Linked DNA regions of Homo sapiens: region 1 is linked to region 2. Evidence: read pairs that join two places in POLR2A ChIA-PET (ENCODE). Cell type or tissue: MCF 10A. All regions are shown on one strand. Links, peaks and the distances in the headings refer to the core of each region. The heading gives the core; the rest is flanking DNA. Region 1 overlaps SPON1 (spondin 1). Region 2 has its middle 53 kb from the start of COPB1.

What was found. Peaks named below come from ENCODE experiments on the same cell type or tissue, not always from the same donor. Only the 100,000 strongest peaks of a DNase experiment are listed, where the experiment ranks them.
Region 1: POLR2A ChIA-PET joins it to region 2 with 6 read pairs; 5 of 35 experiments call an interaction of 5 or more read pairs at or near these places.

What each region holds. Positions count from the first base shown.
Region 1 is chr11:14,257,080-14,259,992 of GRCh38, reverse strand. It overlaps SPON1 (spondin 1), which reads right to left. Exons shown (of 16, transcript NM_006108.4): 11 at 2,095-2,277; 12 at 543-713; 13 at 292-459. Among named protein-coding and RNA genes, the nearest start is that of RRAS2, 100 kb to the left of the region's middle. RefSeq lists enhancers at 53-576, 577-1,101. In MCF 10A, for the core only: no CTCF peak of the experiment used is centred there; a DNase peak (open chromatin) is centred at 1,632.
Region 2 is chr11:14,445,386-14,448,298 of GRCh38, reverse strand. No RefSeq gene overlaps it. Among named protein-coding and RNA genes, the nearest start is that of COPB1, 53 kb to the left of the region's middle. In MCF 10A, for the core only: no CTCF peak of the experiment used is centred there; no DNase peak of the experiment used is centred there.

The sequences.
Region 1 (2,913 bases), core at 214-2,713, 190 kb after region 2:
GAAAGACACTCCTATAAAACACAGCTGCAGGTGAATTCTCTATCCAGAGGCCACCAGTTTGCCACCCCAGCATTGCTTAGAATGTCCCCCAGTGGAGGTTACTCTCTCTGGGTCTGGTTGATGTCTACACACCTATGTCTCTCATCTGGCTCCCAGCAGTGCCCAGCAAGGACCATGGGCCATGCTTTCCTCTGCTCAGCCTCCGACCTTTATGGTGGTAATAGTGGATGCCATGGCCCTCCACGCCTGTCCCCAGTGGCCTCCTCCAAGTCCACCCCCGCTCTCACTCACGGCACTCTGGCATCATGCACTTCTCTGCCTGTGATGTCTCGGCTTTGCACATGGAGCCATCTGCGGGGTTCATCTTGATCATGCGGTGCCGCTTCTTCATGCCCATGCCGCAGGTGGCGCTGCACTCGTCCCACTCGCCCCACTCGGTCATCAGGCAGCTGCTGGGAGCTGGGGAGGCCAGCGGCATTGGAGTCGCACCTGCTGCCTCCCCGACCTACTTGCCCGCCTGCCCGCCCGGGGCCCCCACTCACAGCACTCCTCGTTGACCGTGCACTTCTCCGTTTCCTCAGTGGGCAGCGTGCACACGGAGCCGTCCTCCGGGAACTGCTTCACATACCTCTCCCGGGACCTCATGCCCATGCCGCAGGAGATGCTGCAGGGCGACCAGGTGATCCACTCGGACATGGTGCAGGTGGAGCCGTCTGCAACACACCGAGTGAACGCTGCAGCAGTGCACGGTGGCAGGGGCGCCTGCCAGGCTGCGCGGTGGGAACTTCCCGCCAGCGGGAATCAAGAGGAGTCAGGCAGTTGAGGTTGTCTGCACACCTAAGAGGTCTAAATCCTTAAACTGGCAAAGTTCTCTAAGAGGAAATGCCTCTTTTCCAGGTGCATGGGACACTCAGAATTACTCTTTATCTCATGAAAATACATTCGAAAGATGCTTGTATGGAAAGGATGGTGTTTAAAAAATGTACACGCATATATCTAAGATAAGATATAATTTAATCTACATATAATTTAAGATAAATCATAATCCATTTGTATGAGGAACAATCCTTCCCTGTGGAAGGGGAGGTTAAGGACCTCAGCTCCTCAGCTTAGCTCCCCAGTCCCAGCCCCAAGAAAGAGGCTTCAATGTTGACAGGCCAGTCCCAGCTTTCCTCCCGCCTGTTTGTAGGAATGACTTAGTCTACGGGGAGGGTTTACTCCCCTCCAAAGTGCTTATTGTGGGCAAAATGAGCTAGCAATAAACCATCGTGAAAGTGCAACACTGGGAGAGGTGTTTAAGAGCCTCCCTCTAGGCAGAGCCAAGGAATTAATGACCTGCATGGGATAAGCTTGCTTTCTTTATCCTCGGCTTGGAAGTGGTTTTTTTCCCTGCCATACACCAGTCCAGCCTATACAGTGCCTTCCCATTGCCTTATGGCATCCTATAAGATCAGGGCAGAATAGCGTAGATCTATCAGGCAGAGAAAGGGGTCATGGCTTGGGAAGCAGATAGCTGACCTTTGCACAGCAATCAGCTTAGTGCAATCTTGAAGCTTGAGCCATCATGATATAGGTGTTGCAAGATTATACTTAAAGGCTGACCTTTGCACTGTTGCAAATAGACTGAGAATTTCTGCAATCAGCCCAAAGGTCCTGACACAAAGAAGTGAGAGTGCTCTGACTCACGCTGAGGTGGAACACAGATGAGGGGCTGTAAATGACAGAATTAGGGCAATGGATCTAGATTCAATCTGGGCTGACTGTTAACAGGCTCCTTAAGAAGAGATTGGAGTTAAGGCCCAGAAGCAGGCTATGTGTTATCTGTAACTTGTCATAAGTTGTATCTATGTTTGTTAGCTCTTCAGTAAAAGAAGGAGGGGGTGGTCAATCTCAAGAATTCCTTTGATATAAGAGAGATTCTGTGTTCAGAGCCCTCAAGACACTGTTGCAGATAGGAGTTTGCCCAAGGTGGACCCCACTGACATCTACTGTCAGGGTCCTTGTGCCCTCACCAGGGACACTGTCTGACTGCTAGGCAGACCCTCCCTTCCTGAACTCCTGCCAGCCCCTGGCTGGTCTGGGTTGTCTCCTCACCTTCGTCACTGCAGCCAGGGCCCATGCAGGGCTGGAAGTCCTGGGTGTCAGGGCAGGGGACGCTGAGGTCCAGCTGTGCTTTCAGCATGCGCTGTCGCATCCTCTTGCCTTTGTCACAGGTGGAGGAGCTGCAGGCGGACCATGGGGACCAGTTGGAGTAGATGCAGGTTTCAGGGGTGTCATCTGGAAAGAGTGTTTGACATGTTTTCCCTGGGAACCTATGGGAGCTGCCACTGGCCCTCTCCCCATACCAGCTTATCTGGGGACAAGAAAAGCCATGCTGCCAGACTGACTTCAGTGAGCCTGGGTGCTCCTGGGATGGAAGCAGCCATCCACTTCCCTTTAAAGATAATAGTTTAACATCTTGCTAATAAATATCTAATCTAAATAAGCAGAATGATTCTTATTATCCCTTCCTCTCAACACATGAACGTCTTCTCATTTTCAGTCCCTCATCTTGGCATTGTTTCCAGACACATGCAGGCTCATTGTAGGTAATTTTGAAAAGCTCAAGGCTTATTTACATGCCATGGCTTCATCTTCCCAATGATCCCATACACAGTTGTCATGGTAAGAATAAGAGCAGCTGCTATTCATTGAGTACTCATCATGTACCAGCACCATTCTAAGAGCCTTACATGTTTTATCCCATTTAATTCTGACAACTGTATGAAGCAAGTTCTTTTATTATCCCCATTTGACTGTTGAGGAAACTGAGACAGAAAGGTTAGCTTCTTGCCCAAGATCACATGTCTACTGAGAGTCCAGGTTGTCTGGCTCCAGATCCCATAAGAAAACTTGAGCTTGAACCATGACTCT
Region 2 (2,913 bases), core at 88-2,587:
GCACAGAAAACTGGTGGCTATCAGAGGAGAGTCAGGTATAGTTTCATAAAGAGGTGACATTTGAATTAAGCCTTGAAAAGCATAAATTTGGCTGCTTAATGTCAAATAAGGGATGGGGGAAAAGGGGTGAAAAAACCATTCCAGCCACAAAACAGGTGGGAGAAAGTCACAGAGGTACATGACACAGAGAATTGGGTTCTATTCAACATAGCATCTTTGGGAGGCAATACGATTAGGCTGGAGATGGCAAATTGTAAGCAGATAGTGACAAATTTGCTTTTTGTTTGTTTTTTAAGAGACAGGGTCTTGCTCTGTCACCTAGGCTGGAGTGCAGTGAGTGGCGTAACCATAGTTCACCGTAAGCTTGAACTCCTGGGCTCAAGCAATCCTCCCACCTCAGCCTCCCAAGTAGTTAGGACTAAAGTGTATGCCACCACACTGAGCTAATTTTTAAAATTCTTTCTTTTTTGTGAGATAGGGTCTTGCTGTGTTGTCCAGGCTGGTCTTAAACATCTGACCTCAACTGATTCTCCTGCTGCAGACTCCCAGAGTGCTGGGATTACAGGTGTGAGCCACTGAGCCCAGCCCAGATTTGCATTTAGGAAAAAACCTTTGGAGAATAGATTGGAAGTGTGGGAGACCAGTTAGAAGCCAACTGTAGAAGCAAAATTCAAGAGTAATTTTAAGCTGGGTGCAGTGGCTCACACCTGTAATTCCAGAACTTTAGGAAGCCAAGGTGGGAGGATTGCTTGAGCCCAGGAGTTTGAGACTGGCCTGGGCAACATAGTGAGACCCCTGTCTCTACAAAAACTAAAATAGCCCAGCATGGTGACCCAGCTACTTGGGAGGCTAAAGTGGGAGGATTGCTTGAGCCCAGGAGTTCAAGGCTGCATTGACCTATGATTGTGCCACTGCACTCCAACCTGGGTAACAGAGCGAGACCCTGTCTCTTTTTAGAAAAAAAAAAAAAAAGTTATTTTGACAGAACATGATGTGGAAAGTGGGACATGGAAGGGGCAGGGAGTAAGGGACAGGTAGGAGCTTTTAAAAAAACTTAAACATGTTTTCCTAAGGGCAAATGCTACTCTGAAAAATGGGTAGGGTTATCAAATCTGCTCTTCCTCATATGTAAAACACTTCCTGTCTTAAGCCATTACTGAAATGACATGAAATTTAATCAGTAAAGGTGTGTACAGATGAGTGATGGAGTAGTTATTAATAGGGTTGTCATGGTGATCTTTATCCACAGAAATAATACCATACCATGAGGTTGAAGTATATGAAACTGCTTCTTTTATGGGTTAAAAAAAGTCAAGTATCAGCAATTTTATGTGATTCAACCTAATAGTTTGTGAATTACTTAGTTTTTCCTATTACTTCCTGCTTCCTTTTAAGCCATATTATTGCCTTTTTTTTTCTTTTTAAGATGAGCAATATATTTCATCAAGGGGATTTCCAGGAATGCTGGAGAGGCAAGTGTGGTAAATAAAAAGTATGCAGGCTCTAGAATCAAATAAACCTGGAATTTAGATTTTCCTCTGTAATTTATTAACTGTGATCTTGGGCAAGTCAATCTATTTCAGCCTTATTTTTTTGTTGTGGAAAATGGAAATAAATAGTGCCTGCCTTGTAGGGTTATTAAATGAGAAAATTCATGGCTTGTTAGTGTGTGGCATATAAAAGATGAATGAAAGTCTCAGCTGTCCCCTCTCACTTTCATTTTTCCTACTTGCTCGTTCACAAAAAGTTTGACATAAAACTCAGAATTCTCTGCTTCCTTGTGTCCCATAAAAACTGAGTTATGCCAGGGATTTTGATGTGTATAAGAAATATTCATTTAACTTTAAGCCAAAATCTTTTAGACTAAGTAGCCATTTAAACTTTTAAATATCATTCCATGGAATTACTTTAGTGTACAATTTGTATCAAGTTTTTCCAGAATGCCAGAGCCTCATCACTTTTCATGTCATTCAGGAAGTTACTCATTTAGCCCAGACTTCCAATAAGTTCATACATAGAGACTGTGTCATATTCTTCTGGAAGTGTCATCACCATTTTTAAAAAATGTGATAACTGCTTTTTGAAAAGAAAAAAGACCATTGAAATTGTATTTATTTGCTTATATTCCTTACTTTGAATCCAACCCCACAAGGTGAACTCATAATTGCTGACCCCTCACACTTGTAGATCCCAAAGGCACAGCTGGATTTCTGCCTCATTTTTATTCCCTGGTGGGTTTTGATTTTGCATTAATTCTCTTTTTAATTGAGCTCCTATTTTGTGCAGGCGCTCTTCATGTCACAGCATGTATATGATGAATAAGATAGACAAAATCTTTGCACACATGAGCTTACATTCCTGTGACAACAACCAAATAAGGTGTTTTCAGAGTAAGTCCTGGGAAGGAAATAAATTAGGTGAATGGAGTAGACAGTGGCTGGTAGATGGGGAGGGTAATTAAGAAAGGTTTTCAGGAATTAAAGTAGTTACAAGGACCTGAGTTGCTCTGGCCCCCAGCTCCCCTAGAGGGTTGGATTGTGTATCTAGCCACTGCCTAGGACTGCCCTTTAAATCGGAAGTATGCCAACCACATGTCTGATGTGACTGCTATTCTGACTTCATCCCTATTTTGTGGAACCTGGCTGCCTTGTGCTATCTGCTTGAATTTGCCCCTGGCTGAAATCAAGCCTTGATTCTCCACTAAGTGATGGCCTTTTTAAACTTAAAAATTAGTAACTATTAATTAATGTCTGTTCACTGAAAATAGAAAATGAAGAAAGGCGAAAATAAAACATCAGAGATAAATACTGATTAACATTTTGGGATGTACTATTTCAGGTATTTTTATTCTTTTTTGAGACGGAATCTCGCTGTGTTGCTAAGGCTGGAATGCAGTGGCGTGATCTCAGCTCA